2 separate regions of the Homo sapiens genome follow, and region 2 is linked to region 1. A link is a loop called in an ENCODE intact Hi-C map of the cell type or tissue named here. Cell type or tissue: Calu3. All regions are shown on one strand. Links, peaks and the distances in the headings refer to the core of each region. The heading gives the core; the rest is flanking DNA.

Region 1 (10,301 bases), core at 325-8,324:
TTAAAACCACCCAGAGATACAACCAGCTGTTTTCTATGTGTCTTTTCAGTTTGGGTATGTTATAGCTGGCATACGCATGCACATATGAATCTCTTTTATTAGAGCAGAATTATATCATTAAATTTTTGTTTTTATTAGGGCTTTTCAAATGTTAAACCCAAGTTTTGTCAGAGTAAGGTGAATATGCACCTCTGGATGTCTACTGGTTTAGAAAATATCTTTGAAGTCTTCTGTGCCCTGAAAACCCATATGAATATTTGCAGCCTACAGCCAGACACCTCCATGTTAGTTTTAATAGGAAAATAACGCATTCGTTACCACTGATGTTAGTTAATTGGCCTGCCCCAGTATTACCGTGTAAATGGTGCCTCTGAAATATATACAAAGTGGATCTTCTGGCTTTAGCTCCCTTGAAGCACTCCCCACATTCTGCCTCAGGTCCTGGACTCTCATGGGAGAAGCATGGCTTTGCACCATCACTGTTCATTATTCATGGCTGTGTAGTATTCCACTGGATTGGATATGGGTTGAGTTATTCAACCAATCCTCTATTTGCAATCATTTATGTCCTTTAAGTTTTGTTTTTTTTTTTCCAGACAGAGTCTCACTCTGTCCTCCAGGCTGGAGGTCAGTAGTGTGATCCAGGCTCACTGCAACCTCTGCCTCCTGAGTTCAAGTGATTCTCATGCCTCAGCCTCCAGAGTAGCTGGGATTACAGGCATGTGCCATCACATCGGGCTAATATTTTTTGTATTTTTAGTAGAGACGGGATTTTGCCATGTTGGCCAGGCTGGTCTTCAACTCCTGGGTTCAAGTGATCCATCCCCCTTGGCATCCCAAGTGTTGGGATTACAGGCATGAGCCACTGGGCCAGGCCGGGTTCTTTCAATTAAAAAACACGATATTTTAGAGCAGTTTTAGGTTTACAGCAAAATTCAGAGGAAGGTACAGAGGTTTTTCATATATCACCTGCCCTCCCGCATGCACAGCCACCCCCATTATCAACAGCCCCACCACAGTGGTACATTCATTGCATTTGATGAGCTCACGTTGACGCAATATTAGCACCCAAAGCCCACAGTTTATATTAGAGTTCTTTTTTTTTTTTTTTTTTTTTTTGAGATAGAGTCTTCCTCTGTCGCCAGGCTGGAGTGCAGTGGCACAATCTCGGCTCACTCAACCTCCACCTCCCAGGTTCAAGCGATTCCCCTGTCTCACCCTCCCAAGTAGCTGGGACTACAGGCACACACCACCACGCCTGGCTAATTCTTTGTGTTTTAGTAGAGATGGGGTTTCCCCATGTTGTTCAGAATGGTCTCAATCTCTGACCTCGTGATCCACCCACCTTGGCCTCCCAAAGTGCTGGGATTACAGGCGTGAGCCACCATGCCTGGCCCACTTTTTTTTGTACACAGCAGCATGAACAGCTTTTGCCTAGTCCCATTTGTAGATCCGTGATTAATCCCAGAGGTGAACTTGCACAGGAAAGAACTCAACCCTACTTAAATAGAGGTCTGGACTTTGCTCTCAGCTACTGGGAGGGAACTCTAAGCCCCTGGAATATCTCACCTGATAGGAATGTCTTTATTTACCTTAGTGCCTTGCCCAATAATATGACTAATATTCATAATAATATGACTAAATAGTTATATTCGTCTAATAATATGACCACCAAATAGTCTAATAATATGACTAATGGTAGGGACTTTGGGTCACTGTTGTCAGCTCTATCTCTAGAGCAGCTGAAGCTAAGATCAGCCATGTGAACAGCCATCCATATCTACATGGCAAAGCCACAATAAAAACCCTGGGCATCAAGGCTTAGGTGAGTGTCCCTGGTTGGTGACACTCTATGCATGTTGTCACACGTCATGTAAGGAGGAATTACTGCTGTCTGTGATTGTACTGGGAGGGGACAACTGGAAACTACACATTTGGAATTCACTGGACCCTGCCCCATGCTCTTCTCCCCTTGGCTGACTTTAATCTGTATCCTTTTGCTGTAATGAGACATAACATGAGAATAAGAGCTTTCAGTGAGTTCTGTGAGTCCTACTTGTGAACTGTCGAAACTGAAGGTGATCAGGGGACCCCTGAGTGTGAAGCTGGAGTTAGAAGTGAGGATGGTCTTGTGCACTGCCCCCAAATTACTGAGGACTGCTGGGTCAAAGGCTGTACAGGCTGTTTGAGGAAAGACCATGGTTAAGAGGGGGGATTCCTGGTCACACTGTCTGGTTTGAACCTAATGCTGCCACTTACCTGCCACGTGATCTCAGTTAAGTTTCCTATCTCCGCTAAGCTTTGCTTTCTACACCTGTAAAATGGGGACATTACCTTAGAAAATTAACACAGAAACAGAAAACCAATGCCGCATGTTCTCACTTATAAGTGGCAGTTAAAAGAGGAGAACACTTGGACACATAGAGGGGAACATCAGACACTGGGGCCTCCTTGAGGGTGGACAGTAAGAGGAGGGAGAGGAGCAGAAAAAATAGCTATTGGGTACTAGGCATAGTACCTGGGTAATGAAATAATCTGTACAAAAAACTTCCATGACACAAGTTTACCTATATAACAAATCTGCACGTGTACCCCGAACCTAAAATAAAGGTTAAGAAATAAAAAATTTAAATAAATTTAAAAGAATCTTAGGGTCTACAACTACTATGTACCCACAAAAATTAAAAAGAAAAAGAAATTGTTTTTAATAGGGATGTAAAATGTTTCCTCTTCATAGGGCTGTTCAGAAAAAACTACAGAAGAAAGTGTAGAACGTAGAATCCTTCTTAGCTGGGTTCTCATGTCTGAGGTCCTTATTACTAAGGAAAAAGAGAGAGTGGATACTGAGAGGAGACCAGCAACCACAGCCACAGAGAGCGTCCGATCAGCTCCATTTGGCTGCACCAACATGAAGCATTCCTTTTAGACACAGCATTGTGCCATGTCCCTGAAGAAACATGTACCTCCCTCCATCTAGACTGTGCATGGTCAGTGATGCCTAGTCTGAACAATCAGGATGAAGATGGCAGAACTGGTTTCATTCAGAGCCCATGGCATGACCCTTACTGTCTCATGCAACGACACCCTCATGAGGACCCTGCTGTTAGGAGAGGAGTGCAGGTTTGGAGGGTGCCTTGAGCTTCAAAGACTCACTCTCATTCCCTTAAGCAGACCCCAGAGCTAGACCTGACCCATCCCATCCGGGATCCCCCATAACTTGGAGAATTTCTTCTGAAACCCTGTCTCTCCAGTCAGGAGTGGCAGCATCCACTGCTCACCTATGGACAGGAAGCAGCCTGGGGAGCAGACCCAAGAGGCCCCTCAGTCTATTTCTGGAGCCCAGCTTTGTACCTTTTTATTAAGAGAGCAGAACGTCATAGTCCCTCCCAGGGCAAAGTTCTGCCTGGCACAGCCAGAGCGAATGCTAATGAACAGCCACTCCTTCCTGTCTATCTATCTTGGAGATCACAAAAAATGTTAAGTTGGGATCTCTGAGGCGCTGTACATAAGGTGGGTTTCTCACAGCCCCCTACTCTGGTTTTTGCCACAAGAGGTAGCTGTTATAACTTAATGTTATTTGTAATGTTATTGTTATTGTTAATGTCATTCTTGTTATTTTCCATCTCACTCCCATCTTTGGAAGCTGACTGGAGGCTCCTGCCTCTCACCCTCTCTATCCACTTCTTACTCCTATCCACAGGAGGTTGTACAAAGATTAGGGTGGATGCATCGCACAACTCTATGGCTCCCCCTGGTGGTGAGATGCATTTGAGGTGATGGGTTTGCCCAGACACCGCCGCCTTCTGTGTACATCAAATCTCCATCTGTTCCTCTCCCAGCAAGACACTTCTGATTGGATTTAAGGATCAACTCGATAATTCAGGATGAGCTACACTGGTCAAAAGCCTCTATATTATATACATACAATGAAATACCTTAAAAAGAAGGAGATTCTGACACGTGTTGCAACTTAGATGAAGCTTGGAGACACTATGCCACATGAAATTAGCCAGTCACAAAAGTTACCAATACTGTATGATTCCACTTATAGGAGGTATCTAGAATAGGCAAATTCATAGACAGAAAGTAGAAAGTTGGCTGCCGTGGGCTGGGAGCAGGACGGAATAGGGAGTTATCTTTCAGTGGGTACAGAGTTTCAATTTGGCAAGATGAAGACATTTCTGGAGATCAATGGTTGATAATTGCATAAGAGTGTGAAAGTACTTAATGCCACTTACCTGTGCACTGAAAAATGATTAAAATGGTAATTTTTGTTATGTGTATTTTAAGACGGATTTTAAAAAGCACTAAAGATTTGATCAGCCTCCTCATCAAAGAAGAAAAACTCATGGCAAATAATCACATGAATGGAAACATTCCCAACGCCATTTGCTCTTATGAAATCGTGGATTAGAACTAGAATGAGGTGGCAGTACATACCTATTAGAATGGCTACAAAACCAAACCAAAAGAAAAATAAATTTTACACATTCCTGATAATACCAAATATTAATGAGAATGTAGAGCAACCAGAACTCACATGTTTTGCTGGTGGGGATATGAAGTGGCACTCACACTTTGGAGAACACTTTGACAATTTCTTTTTCTTTTTCTTTTTTTAGACAGAGTCTCACTGTGTCGCCCAGGCTGAAGTGCAGTGGCACGATCTCGGCTCACTGCAGCCTCCGTCTCCCAGTTTCAAGCGATTCACCTGCCTCAGTCTCCTGAGTAGCTGGGATAGCAGGCACCCACCACACCTAGCTAATTTTTGTATTTTTAGTAGAGATGGGGTCTCGCCATGTTGGCCAGGCTGGTCTTGAACTCCTGACCTCAAATGATCCACCCGCCTCAGCCTCCCAAAGTTCTGGGATTACAGGCGTGAGCCACCGCACCCAGCTGCGATTTCTTATAACTTACACATGTGACTAAGCACCCAACTCCTAGGTATTTATGCAAGAGAAAAAAAAACTAGTGTCCACACACAGAAATCTGCATGGGAATATTTGTACTAGCTTTATATTATATTCACCAAAACCTGGAAACATTCTGAGTATCTGTCAAACAGTGAATATATACAAAATGGGGGATCTGTGGAAAACAATGAAGTATGAGTCAGCAATTTAAAAACAAAAACAAATTATTCATATATATACCCAATCACATAGCTGAGTCTCAAATGCATTACACCGAGTGAATGAATCCAAGGAATCCAAGCCATATTCTTAACTTTAAAATAACTTACAACAAGGTATTATATTACTTATTAAAACCTCAATTATTTATATAGTAAGTGAAGATACAAATAGCTCTCCATGTTAATAAGGACAAATGAGCATTTATCTAGATAATACTGTAATAAATATTTTACTAATATATGGTGCCAAATAGTATTATGTCCTAGATTTCAAGAGTTCGTTGGATGCATACGATACAGAGTGAGATGGAAAATCACGTAGCTGAACCTAAAATTGCTTTTTATCCATTAAGTTTTTTATTTTGATTTTTATTTATTTATTTATTTTGAAACTTAAAGGTATTGGCCAGGACATTTAACTGTGTGACTGTCAGGAAGGTCACACCCGGGTATAGTCAGATATGTGTCATATGATTTAGCGAGGCAAATTTCCAAATCCTCAGATAAGAGAACAGCATGACCACATTGTCTGAGACTCTTCATAGACAAGAGGGAGGAAGAGGATTAGGAAACACCAGAAAAACTAAATTCCAACAAGACAATTATAAATGCATGTCAATGCCCAAACAAGCAACTCATGAAAGAAAAATAGAGACCGGACGCGGTGGCTCACACCTGTAGTCCTAGCACTTTGGGAGGACGAGGTGGGCGGATCACCTGAGGTCGGGAGTTCGAGACCAGCCTGACCAACATGGAGAAACCCTGTCTCTACTAAAAATACAAAATTAGCCAGGCATGGTGGCGCATGCTTGTAATCCCAGCTACTCAGGAGGCTGAGGCAGGAGAATTGCTTGAACCTGGGATGCAGAGGTTGTGGTGAGCCGAGATCGTGCCATTGCACTCCAGCCTGGGCAACAAGAGCAAAACTTCATCTCAAAAAAAAAAAAAAAAAAAAAAGTAAAGAAAAAAGAAAAGAAAAATACAAATAGCCATAAACATGAAAAATGGAACCTAAAATTTTAATTTTGTCTGTATACTCATGTTGTCTGAAAATATTATGTCTTATGAGCCTCATTTAACTGTGAGCAGCATATTTTTACATGAAAGGAAATGCTAATCTCTATGAAGAGGACCTCAAATAAATCACTTCTGTCCACACTACACAGAATGGCAACATCCATGGAAAAGAAGTTTCTTCTGCACTGCAGTCCATAGAATATGTGTCCTTCCTTTTGGTTTACAAGAAGATCCTGCATGGTTCTTATTCTGAAGATGTCATTCAAATTTTGTAAATCAGCATACCAGTTGTCAGGGAAAAAAATTCAGTACTCAAGTTTTTTTAAAATACCTAGTATTGGCCGGGCGTGGTGGCTCATGCCTGTGGTCCCAGCACTTTGGTAGGCCGAGGCAGGTGGATCATGAGGTCAGGAGTTCGAGACGAGCCTGACCAACATGGTGAAACCCCATTTCTACTTAAAAAAAAATACAAAAATTAGCTGGGTGTGGTGGCAGACACCTGTAATCCCAGCTACTCAGGAGCTACTCAGGAGGCTGAGGCAGGAGAATCACTTGAACCCAGGAGGCAGAGGTTGCAGTGAGCTAAGATTGCACCACTGCACTCCAGCATGAGCGACAGAGCGAGACTCAGTCTCAAAAAAAACCACCTAGAATTCTACCATGACATACGGCAAATTCACCAGTGTCCACAGCTCTAAAGCCAGTGTGTGTGTGTGTGTGTGTGTGTGTGTGTATGGTGAGGACATGAGGCTATGGGTGGGGGCCATCTCAAGGGTGGGGACCAGGTCCCTGGCATCTTTTCTCCAGCCCCACTGACACACAGATGCTCACTGTGTGTTTGGTGAATGAATGAATGTATGAATGAGTGAATGGCTACCACCCACACTGCACCCAGGACCCTTCTTCTTTTCACTGTCCCAGACACTCCCACAGAACCTACAGAATCCTCCATCCTGCAGGACTGACTTCCTCATGACTCTAGATGAGGTTGTGACTCTCTGGGACCAGACCAGGAGTGACATGTTCCCAGGTATAAACGGTGGTGCACAAAAAAGCACCTCAGGGTGGGAGAACCTTAGACCCTCATGAGTGTCCCATGCCTCAGATGTCCCCAGAGATCCTAGTCCAGGCTCTGGTGGTGGAGGGAAGCTCTCAGATGAGAGGAAATATAAGATCTCTGCTCCTTATTTGCTCCCCTCTGGGGAGGTCTCTGGAGTCTCCCTCTGCTCTGTGCAGAGGGGATGAGCTCTGACCACGTGTAGGTCTGAGGTTTTTCTTCTGTGAACCGCCAAGTCCTCCTGCTTCTCCTCAGCCTCCAATGGGCCCTCAAACCTTCCCCTCCAATCCCTTCCCCTTCTCTCATTACACAGGGAGTCCAGGAACCCTCTGCCTAAGAGACGCTGCTGCCCCTGCAGTGGATAGGTGAGTGGGCCATGGGGAGAGGGACTCTGGGGCTGAACTGAGCTGACCCTCGTTTCTCCACTGGAGCCCTGGCTCAGGATGCAGTTTTCTAGCTGGAAGTGCAGGAGTCTGTGACTGTACAGGAGTGTCTGTGCACCCTCATGCCTTGCTCATTCTCCTATCTCCACCCTACTACACGAATAACTCTGTTCATGACTACTGGTTCCGGGAAGGAGGCAAGGAATTCTGGGACACTTCAGAGCCCACAAACAACCCAAATTGAAAAATGAAGGAGGAGACCCTGGGCCTTTTCTGCCTCTTCAGGAATCCCCAGAGGAACAACTGCTCCCAGAGTATCATAGATGCCAGAAGGAGGTGAACAATGGTTCACATTTCTTTCAGGTGGAGAGAGGAAGTACCAAATACAGGTTATAATCTCCCCAGTTCTCTTTGTGTGTGACTGGTAAGAAACCAGCTCCAGGACTGACCACAGGGGAAAGTCAAAGGGGCTGCAGGGCAGGGTAGGGCTGGGATGGGGTCCCTGTCCTGGGAGGGAGTTGGGCATAAAGCATGCCGGGGGTTTGGGGGAGGAGCTAGACCAGAGCCTGAGCTTCCCCCAGGGCTTCACCTTGGACCTACCCTTTTGATCCTGCATGCCCCCCATCTCCTCACTAACCCTGACTCATATACCCAACATTCTCATCCTGGAGACCCTAGAGTCCAGCCACCTCTGAAACCTGACCTGATCTGTGCGCTGGGCCTATAAGCAGGAGACACCCCCTTATCATTTCCTGGATGTCAGCTGCCCCCACTTCTCTGAGCCCCAGGACCACCCATTCCTTGGCGTTCACAATCACCTCAAGGCTCCAGGACCATGGCACCAACCTGACCTGTCAGGTGAAGTTTCTCAGAGCTGGTGTGACTGCAGAGAGAACCATCCAGCTCAATGTCTCCTATGAGTGCTGGGCCAGGATGCCTGGGTTCCTGAGGGTGTGGTGGGGACAGGACAGCTGGAGCTGAGGACACTTGATATCCTGGAGGACTGGCTGAGCAGGGGAACAGGAAGGACACAAGCCCTGTCCCTTCTGCATGCCTTCGGCTTCTAGGAGGAGTAGGAGGAAATGCTTACCCTTATCTCCTCCCCACCTCCAACTGAAGGAAGTCCTCTCTTCCTGTCCAAGAGGTTCCACAAAACCTGACAACTAGTGTCTCCCTAGGAGATAGATCAGATAGGAGGGCACCTCTCTACATGCAGCTGTTACTGGATTGTTTGTAGGGGGGTTTTGGCTGTTGAGGTGTTTGAGTTCCTTGTATAGTTTGGATATTAATCCCCTGACAGATGAATAGTTTGCAAATATTTTCTCCCATTTTGTAGGTTGCCTTTTCACTCCGTTGATTGATTCCTTCGCTGTGCAGAAGTGTTGTAGTTTGACAGAATGTCATTTGTTTATTTTTGCTTTTGTTACCTGTGCTTTTGCGGTCTTATTTATAAAATCTTTTCCTAGACAAATGACCTGAAGCATTGCCCCTGTGTTTTCTTACAGTAGTTTTAGAGTTTGGGTTCTTTAATTTAGCTATTTGATCCATTATGAGCTGATTTGTATGTAGGGTGAAAGGTGGAGATGTAGTTTCATTCTTTTGCGTATGGGTAATTTTCCCAGCACCATATTGAAGAAACCGTCCTTTCCCTAATGAGTGTTCTTGGCATTTTTGTAAAAATCAGTTGGCAGTGGATAACATGAATTAATTTATGGGTTCTCTATTATGTTCCATTTGCCTGTGTACTGGTTTTTATGCCAGTATCATGCGTCTGGGTTGCCACAGCTTTGTGGTATATTTTGAAGTCTGATCGTGTGATGCCTCCAGCTTTGTTCTTTTTGCTCAGGATTGCTTTGGATATTCAGGTCTTTTGCAGTTCCATACAAATTTTAAGACTTTTTTCTATTTCTGTGAAGAATGTCATTGATATTTTCATAGAGATCACATTGAATCTGTAGATTACTTTGAATGGCATGGTCATTTTAACAATATTAATTCTACTCCATTTGTTTGTATCCTGCTCAGTTTCTTCCATCAGTGTTTTGTAGCTTTCCTTGCAGAGCTCGTTCACCTCTTTGATTAAACATGTTCCTAAGTATTTCATTGCTTATAGGTATTGTAAATGGGATGCTTTCTTGATTTCTTTATTAGCTAATTTTTTGTTGGCGTATAGCAACACTACTCATTTTTGTATGTTGATTTTGTATCCTGCAAATTTGCTGAATTCGTTTATCAATGCTAAGAGTTTTTTGGTAGTCTTTAGGTTTTTCTATAGGTAAGATCATGTTTATCTGCAAACAGAGACAATTTGACTTCCTCCTTCCAAATCCGGATGATCCTTGTTGTTTTGGTTTTTGTTTTTCCTCTTGTGTAATTGCACTGGCTGGAACTTTCAGTACTATGTTGAATAAGAGTGGTGAGAGTGGATATATTTGTCTTGTTCCACTTCTTAGAGGAAAAGCTTCCTACACTACTCCATTTACTATGATGTTAGCTATGGGTTTTTCTATGTGGTCTTTTTGGGGTTGAGTTACTTTACTTTCATAACTAATTTATTGAGAGATTTTATCATGAAAGAATGTTGAATTTTATCAGACCCATTTTCTACAACAATTGAGATGATCTTATAGGTTTCGTCCTTCATTCTGTTGACATAATGTATCATGTTTATTGATTTACATATGTTGAACCATCCTTAACATTCCTGGGA
Region 2 (11,664 bases), core at 1,975-9,974, 73 kb before region 1:
GGCTGGAGCTGAGGACAGAGAGGGTTCCATTTTAGGAGAGTCTCAGTCTCACTCTCCTATGACCCTATGCAAGGGGCTCCAAGAAAAGCAACTGGGGAAAACAGACCCAGAAACTCCACATCTCTCTTGAGGGAAGTGGGGGTTGGTCTTCAGGTGGTGAGGAAGAGGAGGAAGGAAGGTCCCACCCTGCTGTGGTCAGGGGAGAGGAGAGCTCAGCTTTCATTTCCCCTGTAGTGGTCTGAGGGCAAAAGTAGCGTTTGCTGAAGGCAGAAATTTGGGAGAGGAACAATACATTCAATCCAGGAAGAGAATCTATCACTCCAAGGTTGTGCCCACTTCCAAGTGGGAGAGGCTAATCAGTGAAGACAGCCTAGTTCTCTCACTGTTTGGGGTGCTACTTGTAGACTGCCCAATCCTGTCACTGTTCGGGGCACCGCTTGTAAACTGCACGGACCTTGGGGGACTGAACAAAGGGGGACGAACGCGGGAACAAAGACAAGAGAACAAAAGAATGTGTTTGGAAGAAGGGGTCAGGGGGCACCTTGCCTCTAGTGGACAAGGGCCCTGAACTTTACACAGCCCTCCATATTTATTAGGCAAAAGAGATAGCGAGAAGGAGGGGTGGAAGAAGAGGTCAGCTGCTCCATCTAGAGTAGGCTTGCAAGACTGTATTCCTTGAACAGTAGGCCCTAGATGTCCCAGAAGATAACTTCAAGGAGCCGGCGCCAGGGAGTGACCGCCCTCAGCAAACCTTCTGGCGGCAGGTGCAGTCGTGAGTTTGCTCACATCCTGTATTCATGATAAACAGTTTGCTGTTTGATCATATAGCCTCCAGTGGAATGCTGAGTTGGTCACGATCTCTTTGGCCTTTTCGGCTCCCAACAAATCAGATGGTGTCAGCGGAATGTAGAACATCCTTTTCCGCTGCTGCCATTGCCCCAGCTGTGAGGGCAGCAGAGGCCTGAGGAAGAGGTTGCTCAGTCGGGCTGCAGCCACAGCTTGCTTCCCGGCAGCAGTCCCATGAGAATCAGCCGGCTGTGCTCTCACCTTTCAGTCAGTGACGGTGAAGAGGGAACCTTTGCATTCTGTGCCCAGCTTCATTCTCCAGTCCAATCCATGGGTTTTCTGGACTGACTTTAATCCAGTCCACACCCACCTTTGGATCCCAGAGGGGGCCCACAGACACCATAATCCCCCTGTGGCCACAAATAAGCCCTGTCAAAACTTGGAAGAAGGCTGGGCGCAGTGGCTCATGCCTGTAATCCTAGCACTTTGGGAGGCCGAGGTGGGTGGATCACCTGAGGTCAGCAGTTCTAGACCAGCCTGGCCAACATGGTGAAACTCCATCTCTACTAAAAATACAAAAATTAGCCAGGTGTAGAGGCAGGTGCCTGTAATCCCAGCTACTAGGGAGGCCAAGGCAGGAGAATCGCTTGAACCTGGGAGGTGGAAGTTGCAGTGAGCCGAGATTGTGCCACTGCACCCCAGCCTGGGTGACAGAGCGAGACTCCATCTCAAAAAAAAAAAAAAAAAAAAAAAAAAGAAAGAAAGAAAAGAAAAGAAAAGAAAAACCTGGAAGAGAGGACCTGGGGCAAAGCTAACCTCCTCAGAGACCCAAGGACCCACAGTTGCTCTCAGAGCATCAGATGTTCCAGATGCAGGAAAGTAGGAACACATCTCTAGGTCAGAGATATCACATGAAATATAGCTCCCAATGAATGACACTGCCTCTGACTGTGACCAGTAGAGAAGGGTCCCCAGGAGAGAGCCCCAGAGGCAGGAACATACCTGTTTCTTATCTGGAGAGTAAGGGAGAGGTGCAGGATCCTGGGGCTGAGGGCAGGGGAGGCCAACCCCAGGCTGACACTCTGGGGTCTCCCCTCTGAGTTTCTCCTCCTCTGTAGCTTGTATCAGATACCCATAATTTATATCCCTTTAAGCTTAAAGCCAGCCATCTTGGAGTCTAAACAGCACCATGCCAGGGGCTTGTGAAGGAAGATGCACCTCTCTTCCTGGGGTTCTGAAGCCCCCGCTTCAAGTCCTCAGTGTACCCCTGTATCCTAGGGTCCAAGATTGTGGCATCAGGCCTCCATGCCAGGTGACCTTCCTAGGAAGCGGTAGATCCATGGGTAGAACTATCTGAGGAGTCCAGCACATGGTTAAAAACCTAGGTGTGGCTTTTCAGGTTCGATCACAGGCAGTTGCAAAGGCTTTTCCTGGCAGGCCTCACTGGGAGACTCCACCCTCTTCACACTCGGTTGTGGTCAAGGACCCCACCTTTCTGGCCAGTCATGCGCTATGCATATTTGCATTTCTATCCCAGTTACATTTATTTCTAGGCCTCGTTTTCTGAGGCCTTGGACAGAGGTCTTCCACAGATGCCTCTGCTGAGACCACCTTGCGGGGGGCAGGAGGAGGAACCTTGAAGACACGTTTCCCCACTCTGACTCAGTACTCAGTTCTTTTCCACTCCTAGCCCTTCTCATGCCCCCACCCTTCCCAGGGTCTGTGGAACTGCCTGAGCCTTTTGTTCAGGGCTCCCTCCTCAGTGAGAGGACCCCGACCCCTATGTCTGTGTTGATCCATGAGCCACCTGACCCTCCAGCAGTGTGCACTGTTCCAGAGGGGTGGCAGGAAATGAAACAAGAAGAGTTGGTGCATTCTCTGGTTTAGACTCTTGCCTCTATCACTGCTGTCTGTGATTAAAGGCTTGATTCATTCTTTCAGTTTGGTCTATTGTTGCTTTAATCGGTGATCCTGCCACCTTGAAGCACAGCTCTCTCTCACAGCCCAGCTGAGCTCCTCATACCACCAGGCTCAGCATCCCCCTTGGATGTTGGCCAGGACACCTGGGTGGCTGAGGGCTGCCAGGATGGACAGGAAGGGTTCAGGGCCTGAGAGATTCAACGCCTGGTCAGGAGCTCGACTGGAGAAGGGAGGAGAAATCACAGCAGTCCCCACCTCAGCAGCTTTCCATGGATTTAGCCAAAGAGGCAGAGCAGCCATACTCCTCCGCATGGTGGTAGAAAATGGTGGCTTTCTCCATTCCAGATGCCAGATGCCAGATTCTCCACAGAATCTGGCTATTGGCCCCACCCAAGGAAATGGTACAGGTAGGAAAAAAACCTTCCCTCTGGGGTCGTGATGAAGGTGGGCTTGCTGCTTGCTCAGGACAGAAGTGGAGGCCCAGAGCTCCGACAGGAGAGGACTGAAGACATCCCAATGAGTCCCACTCCCCCTCACCCCGCTGCCCCCTGCAGTCTGCCCCTCCCACCCATCCCTGATAAAATTCTCACCACTGCTGTCACCAATGTGCAGCTCCTTCTCCTCCTACCTCCCTGGCCAGGCCATCTCAGCCATTCCCCAGCCCACAATTAAGCTTAAGATTGTGTGTTCCCCACCCCTCCCACTGGGGCCTTCTGTTTCCCCTTGGTGAACACATCCACCTCCCCTGAGTACAACCCCAGTAGGCTTTGTGAAACTCCCTACCCCTCCCTCTCCAGCCCAGACCTGCCCCCAAGCCCTGACGGTTCATCTCACCAGCTCTCTGCCATGACACCCCCAAGTCCCTGCTGCTTGAGTCGGGGCTCTGGGAGCCACTGCAGATGCTCCCCTCTCTCACGCATTATAAGAATTAAAGAAAGAAGAAGGAAACACAAAAAACAGCTGAACAGTTAAAGATAGGTTTATTTTGGAGACTAAACCTGAGAAGGGCTTCTGGCTGAGTTAGGTCAGAGGCACTCTCTTTTACCGACTAAGAGTTTTTAAGGATTCAGGGCGGTACAGCTTATCACAGGCTCAGAATGTTTCTGTGTCTCTTTGTCTTGCTTACCTGGGAGGGAGAGTTTTGTGTCTAATCCCATACGTCTTCCTGCAGCTGCAGGCATACCCCCTGAGTCTGCTTTTAGCTTCCCTATCTTAGTGTACCTAAAGGGGAAGGAATGTGTTTATTAGGGCCCACTGTTTTACTGGGGCCCATTGTATGAGTGTGAAGTTTGGTGGTTACCCAGGAGACTTTTCCCCCTCAGACATCCCTTTATGCCTGAGCTGTCTTATCTGTGTTTCACTGTCTGCTCTTTCCGGCTGCTTGTTGTCAGAAGATAAGTGATTTCCTTGAAATGCACGAGGCTAGAAAGGGAGCTGGAACTTAAAGTGGCAGTGTTAGTCTGAGATGATGGTGCTCCTGCTCTGTCATGCACCACCACCAACCCTGCAAAGTCCACTTTCTGAAAATGTCTCAAATTGCTTCTTTCTTCAATCACCAAGGTGACTTGTTTTGAGAGTCCCCAGCTAAACTGGGGCTTCAGTGCCAGAGTGGCTGATGACCCTGCCCTAATGGGAAATGAAGGAGAGCTGGACGTGGTGTCTACAGCGTACATTTCACAGGATCTTTCTCTTACGTGGAGGATGATCTAATGCCTGGTTGTCTGACCCATGACCATGGGTGCCTCACATGGGCAACTTGTTTAAGCTACAGATGCCCCTGTGGTTCTTTTCTGACCCGTGTTCACTTTATGCCTGCCTGACCATTTCCCTGGCACTGGAAGTCCACCCTTGTACCCTCCCAGGTGTCCTGGGGGGAAACCCAGCCTAGAGTAGCCACAGTTCTTCAGGTGGAGGGTGCAAGTTCAATGCACCATCAAGCTAGGAAATATGTTTAAAGATTTTTACTTATAAACTCCAGGCAATGAGGGTGTAATGAGTGGAGGGGGGGCAGTAATTAGTGGGGGGACCCAGTCCATCCCTGGGTCACCCGAGTCAGGAATGAGGAGTCAGGCAGAGTGAGAAAGAAAAGCACACGGCAACTGGCAGTACCTCTCAGGGAATCGGGTGTGGTTACTTTAAGTTCATGGGTAAATATCTGTGGTTCCCTTAAAGGTAGCAGCAGAAAAAGCAGGAAGGCAAGTCTGCTTTTACAGGAGAGATGCCGCTGGTTCTTTTATTTACCTATTGTTTTTTGTAGAGATGAGGTCCCTCTATATTACCCAGGCTGTCTTGAACTCCACTCAAGAGATCGACCCGCTCAGCCTCCCAAAGTGCTGGGGTTGGTTGAAGGGCATGAGTCACTGTGCCTGTCTAAGTTCTTATCTCTGGCCACCAGCTTGAGCCATTTGAGTGTGGTTTAGAACTGGAAGTTGTTAAGGATGACTGAGCCCCGCTTCTGGTATTTCAAAAGGACACTGAGGTCGCATGCAATTCTAAGAATTCACTACATTACTCTCTCCTTGAAGGCATGGTTCTTCCTTACCGAACAATCGCAACAGCTTTCTCTCTAGGCCCTTAGCCTGCAGTCTGGCCTTGGAGGGATCTATCTGACATGTATATATTATGGTGACCCTTTTCTGCATGAGAACCTTCCATGACTCCCTATTGTCCTTGGAGAAAGCTCAAGCCCATCATTGTTTCTGTCTTCCAGGACTACTTGAGTTAGTTGAGCGTCAGGAATGATGCAAATCTGTCTCTTTTACTTTTGTTTGAGAATGAATGCACACATGGAATGAATGAAGTGTTGCTGCTCTTACCTCACGTGGACCCTTTCATGCCTCTGGTGCTGATCTCTAGGAGACTGACCTCTGTGGGGGTCCCACGCCTGTGATTCATGGGGAACTGGCCAGGTGGCACCTGTTTCTCCAGTCACTTGTGCACAAGTCCAGGAGGCAGGACTTGGGGACTCCGGTCCTTCGTTGCTGCCTTACTTAGGGCAAGCCTCTTGCCTTGTCTGAGCAACATGCAGAAATGGAACTCAGTTTTCTTAAAGAGTTAATTACAATGGACTCATTGTGTGTCTGAAGTTCCCTTTACTGGGCTGGTCACCTCTTGTTCTCACCACAAGCTTCCTCTGCTGTCCCACACCTGTAGCTTTCCCTTCCCTTTCAGAGAGGTCTGCCCCTGGGTATGAGGCAGAGATGCCACTGCTGCTGACCCTGCATAGGCTGCGGGGACAGCAGCCCCCACTCAGGAGGCTCCAGAGCCCAAGGCTTAGTCTTTTCCTCACTCCAGGGCTCCTGGCTTAGGTTCTGGAACAGCTGCAGTTCCAGGAACCTGTGATGGTGCAGAAGGGCCTGTGTGTCCTCAGGCTGCAGAAATTTCCCTACTCCTGGACTTACTATGGAACCCTCCACCTGTGCTGGTTCCAGAAAGGGGTGGATGTAGACCACAATCCTCCAGTGACCAGGACAAATGCTTCATGGCAGGACCCAGGACCAATTCCTCCTGCCCAGGGACCTCAAGACCAGCAACTTCTCCCTGAGCATCAGAGGCACACACGGGGACTCTTTTTTTCTTTTCTTTTCTTTTTTTTTTTTTTTTTTTGGGATGGAGTCTCACTTTATCACCAGGCTGGAGTGCAGTTGCACAATCTTGGCTCACTGCAACCTCCGTCTCCCGGGTTCAAGAGATTCTCCTGCCTCAGCCTCCCAAGCAGCTGGGATTATAGGCACCCGTCACCATGCCCTGCTAATTTTTGTATTTTTAGTAGCGACAGGGTTTCACCATGTTGGCCAGGATAGTCTCAATCTCTTGACCTCATGATCTGCCCGCCTCGGCCTCCCAAAGTGCTGGGATTGCAGGGATAAGCCACTGCGCCCAGCCCACACGGACTCTTCAGAAAGGAGAAACCATTCAGGAAACATTCATATCTTGTAGGATGCTCTCTTGGAATATGACAAGTATGTTAAAAGCCCAGACACCAGAAATAAAGCAATGAAGGTTCTGCTCCTTCTAGAGGTGGTGGCATGCCGACAGCGTGAAAGGACCCTGGGGTGGGCTGATAACACTCAGAGGGTCCCCAAGCTCCTCTCTCTCCTCACCAGCCCTGACCCACAAGCCCAACATTTTCATCCCAGGGATTCTGGGGTACCAGTCACACCAGGAACCTTACCTGCTATGTGTTCTGGGCCTGTGAATGGGAGGAGCCCCCTCCACATTCTTCTGAATGGGGGTCTCCCTGTTGCATCTGGGCTCCAGGACCTTCGGCTCCTCAGTGCTCACGATCACCCCATGGCCCCAGGACCACAGCACCAACCTCACCTGGCAGGTGAAGTTCCCTGGAGCTGGTGTGACTACAGAGAGAACCATCCAGCTCAGTGTCTCCTGTGAGTGCTGGGGCCAGGATGCCTGGGTTCCTGAGGGTGTAGGGGGTAGAGGAGGGTCAGGGCAGGGGACACTTTGTGGCTATGTCCTGGAGGCCTGGCTGAGCAGGGGAACTAGAAGGACACAAGCTCTGTCTTTTGACATTCCTGTGGCTTCTGGGGTAGGGGAGGAGTACCTACTTTTACCTCATCTCCACCCCAAAGAAAGGGAAATTCTCTCTTCCTGTTCTAGATGCTCTAAGGAACCCAAGGATTGGTGTCTCTCTAGGAGACGGCACAGGTAGGACAGAGCCCCCTCCCTGGGGCTGAGGGAGCAGGGCCTGCAGCTTGGGGCAGGGCTGGGCTACTGCTTCTTCCTGGACTCAACTTCGTAACCTGAGACCCTCTTGTAAGTGAAACAGAGGTCTTCCCCATCGTTAGTCTCCAAGGCCACCTGAGCACCTGTCCCCATCCTCCCCTCACTCCCCTTGGCCTCTTCCACACACAACTCCCACTGGCCCCATAACAAGGGCAGGGTGCCATTCACATAGCAGATCCAGGCTTTGAGTCCCCACCTGCTGAATACTCCTCTTCCCTCATCTTCTTATTCTCCCCAGTAGTCCTGATCTAAGTTCTTCTGAACAGATGATATAGTCACATGGGTGAGAATTCAGAGTGCACAGTAGAATCTACCCTCAGACACCCGTCCCCTTCCCCAGAATCCGCCAGTGTCTGTCCTGGCTGCGCTGCGCCTTGATTTGCTTGCCCGAAGGATCTCAGTGATGGTTTAACATCAGTAGTGACATCAGAGTGACATTACTCTCCTCCAGTACTGTGGGTGATTCCACTGTGTGGATGGACTCCAATTTCGTGGCATCAAAAATGTGGACTCTGATTTTGTGCCTAATGGAATATCATGGCACTAATTTTATCTTACCAACAGTAACACTGCAATAAATAATCTTGTATCTACTGCCACAAGTGTACATCTATGCCTGTGAAATCAGTTCTTAAATGCAAAATAGTTGGGTCATATGTTCTTTCTAATTTTGAAAAAATATGGCCATGGAGAACCCATGAAGGTGAACAAGGTTACACGCGCAACAGGGAGGGGTAAAAGTGTATGTATTCACCTACCCATTGTGGGGCAAAACTTTTTTTTTTATTTTTTGAGATAGAGTCTCACTCTGTTGCCCAGGCTGGACTGCAGTGGTGTGATCTTGGCTCACTGCAACCTCTGCCTCCCAGGTTCAAGCAATTCTTGTGCCTCAGCCTCCCTAGCAGCTGGGATTACAGGCATGTGCCACCACACCCAGGTAATTTCTTTTGTATTTTTAGTAGAGACAGGGTTTTGCTATGTTGGCCAAGCTGGTCTTGAACTCCTGGCCTCAAGTGATCTGCCCACCTCAGCATCCCAAAGTGCTGGGATACAGGTGTGAGCCACTGCTCCCAGCCGGGGCAAAACTTTTTGAAATCAGGGCCTGTGGTGGAGGTGGTCTTGGTGGCTGTCGGGGAGGCGGCTGTGAAGATCCTGCCTATCTGCCTCTGCTTCCTCTTCCTCAGCTGAGCGCTGCCCCAGGGACCAAGGAGAGATGTGGGGAGTACAGGGGACATGGTGCTGAATCCCAGGTCCCAGTGCTGGAGGAATCTGAAGGCTCAAGAGGGCCAGGCAGTAGGCTGAATTGTGGCGAGAATTCCACATGGACCAATTGTTGTCTGACCTCGGCTTTCACTGAATGTCCGGGCTGGGAGGTTCCTGCTCTCATTAGGGAGGTTCTGGGGGCTAGGCCTGCTCTCTCCACCCCAGTCCCCTCCTGCCCCTTAGCAGGGCACGGGGAGATGAGTCTGCTGCCCTCTGCACCCCGATCCGGCCACACTGGCAGGCCTTTGTCTTTTTACTCACTGTCAGTTTCTGCAGGAAGGAAGGGCAGCAGCAGGCGTGGAGGCTGCAGACCCTGTCACGGGCTAATCTCTCAGGGGTTGTGGGCATCTCATCCTCAACATCCCACTGGACACCTCCCCCTCAATGGCCTCCAGGATTGCTCTGCTCAGTATGGCTTAAGTTGAGCTGCCCATCTTCTTCCCCCAACCCACTTCTCCTGGGATCCCCATCCTACTGATGACATAGTGGCTCCCATCTCTAAAGTCAGAACCAGGATATGGGTCTTCACCTTCACCTCCCTCCCTCCTCCAGATCCCACAAATCACTAATTCTTGTCCCTCCTTCTAAGCAGGGTTCATCCTGGGGCCCTTTTCTCCATCTTGGCCCTGGTCATGCCTGGGGCCTCGCCTCCTCCCTGAACACTGAGCCCTCCTCACCTCCTGCCTCCATCTCTCCCAACACAGACTCCAGACTCCGTTTCCAGATGCCTCCTCATCCAGTTCCTCCACAGTCTGAGCAGCCGTGTTTCCTCTCTGGTGCTGGAGAACAAGGGGAAAATGCCACAGCCTGGAATGGAGGCCTTGCACAGTCTGTTCCTGGCCAGACTCTCCACCCAAAGTCTCTGCAGGCCAAGCCCTCTGTGGCTCTGAGACTTTGCGTGTGTAATTCCTTCTCCTGAAATGCCCTTCCCTCCCATTCCTGCCAATCTAGGTCCCAATTGTCCTTCAGGCTCAGTCTTAATGTCACTCAGGGTTGTGTGTGTGTTGTGTGCATGTGTGTGTGTATGTGTGTGTGTGTAATTCTTATTTGGTTCTGAGTGGAGCAGAGGCATTATTGGTGATAGACACGAAGCGACTAACTTCAGTGACTCTACTGAGCATCCATTATGTGTCAGCATTATTATTGGCACCAGGGGTTCATCAGTAGACACAGCACGAAAAAAATCTCTGTCTTCAAGAAGCTATCATTCTAGAGACAGGAAAAGTACAAATGAAAAGAAATAATAAATAAAATAAGAGCATGTGGGGTGGAGATCTGTGTTTGGAGAAAAAGCATGCAGGGAAAGAAACATAAGATAGACTGGGGAACCGTTTCTTATCTGATAATGAGGGGAGGTGGTGTGTGAGCAAAGGCATGAAGGTGCTGAGCAGGGAGGCTCTGTGTCTGAATGAGAGACAAGCATCCCAGCAAGAGGGAAGGGGAGCAGTGAGTGCATTGCTCAGAGGCAGCAGCAGGCCTGGGCATTGCAGACACAGCCAGAGCCCCAGTCTGAGAGCAGAAGGAGGCAGAGGAGGGAGCAGCGGGGATGACAGGGCAGCCTGCGTGGGGCCCTGAGGCTACGCAGGAACCTGGAGCCTTTGGAGAGAGCAGAGGCTTGACTGGACTCTCACTCTAACAGGACCCTCAGCTGCTCTGGTCAGAGCAGAACCGCGTGTGTCACGGCAGCCAAGGAGGCTGGGAAGGTGCTGCTGGGTCATCCAGGAGGAGGCATGGGGCTGAGCCAGGGAGGCAGGATGGGGTAAGGATGTGTTTTTGGATGTGAGTGGAAGGTCAGGCTCACAGAATTTTCTAATGAGTGTTGTCAGGGAGGGGAAGGGAAGAGCAAGGATGGGGCCAGAATGTTCCTCTGAGCACCTGGAAGGAAAGAGCTGTGTCCATGGAGGACTGCAGACGGGTGGCTTTCAGGGGCGATGATAATTCTGAGAATCCCCCTGACATCTGAATGGGGATAGGAGGGAGACAGCTGAATGCAAATGTCTGGAGCTCAGGAGAGGGGTCCAGGATGGAGATGTTTCAATGCACAGCTGGAGTAAAGTGATGACCACAGATGAGGAGAGACAGGGGTGAGGACAGACGGAGAAGTGGGCACCTTTGTCACTCATGATCTTTGCAACGGCAGGTTTTTTTGTTTATTAATTCCAAAAATTTATTTGGATTCCATCTGGAGTTTTAAAATTTTATTTGTTTATTATATTTTTTAGAAGGTTCTTACTTTGTTGCCCAGGTGGGAGTGTGGTGGCTTTTCATAGGTATGATTGTCATAGCCCACTGTAGCCTGGAATTCCTGGGCTCAAGCTATCCTCCTTCACAGCCGCCTCTTGAATAGTGGGAACAGCAGGTACCCGCCATCGTGCCTGGTGCCTTTGGATTTTTCAAAGCAATATTTCCAGCCTTATTGAGGTGTAATTAAAAATAAATATTGTATTTATTTACAGCATACAATGTGATGTTTTGTGGACATTTCCTTTGTGTTTTATCATTATTCTATTTTAATAGACAAATAAAATTGTGTATATTTATGATATGTAACATAATGCTTTAAAATATGTGTACATTGTGTAATGAAGAAATAAGCTAATATATGCATTGCCATCTCACACTTATCAACCCCTTTGCACTTTAAAGTAACACCTTATACTCATCAAAAGGATTGCTTTGTATCCAGCAATATTTGTTTTGTTTTGTGATGAGAACATTGGAAATTTACTATCTTAGCAGTATTGAAATATATGATACAGTATTATTAGCTATAGTCACCATGCAGTACAGGAGATTTCCAGATTCCTCTTGTCTACCTGAAACTTGGTACCCTCTGACTAACATCTCTTCATTGTCTCCAACCTCCACCCCTGATCACCAGGGTTCTAGCCTCTGCTTTTATGAAATTGACTTCTACAGATTCCTCATATAAGCAGAATCGAAGTATTTGCC

Evidence for each region. Hi-C counts contacts between places; a loop is a spot of excess contacts. Peaks named below come from ENCODE experiments on the same cell type or tissue, not always from the same donor. Only the 100,000 strongest peaks of a DNase experiment are listed, where the experiment ranks them.
Region 2: it touches region 1 in a loop (4-fold over the local background); 3 of 110 quality-filtered maps call a loop at or near these places.

Annotation. Positions count from the first base shown.
Region 1 is chr19:51,466,567-51,476,867 of GRCh38, reverse strand. It overlaps the pseudogene SIGLEC26P. Among named protein-coding and RNA genes, the nearest start is that of CEACAM18, 6.8 kb to the left of the region's middle. In Calu3, for the core only: a CTCF peak has its summit at 3,769 (motif pointing left); DNase peaks (open chromatin) are centred at 1,477 and 3,747.
Region 2 is chr19:51,540,330-51,551,993 of GRCh38, reverse strand. It overlaps the pseudogene SIGLEC28P. Among named protein-coding and RNA genes, the nearest start is that of SIGLEC6, 14 kb to the right of the region's middle. RefSeq lists an enhancer at 5,933-5,982. In Calu3, for the core only: no CTCF peak of the experiment used is centred there; a DNase peak (open chromatin) is centred at 5,073.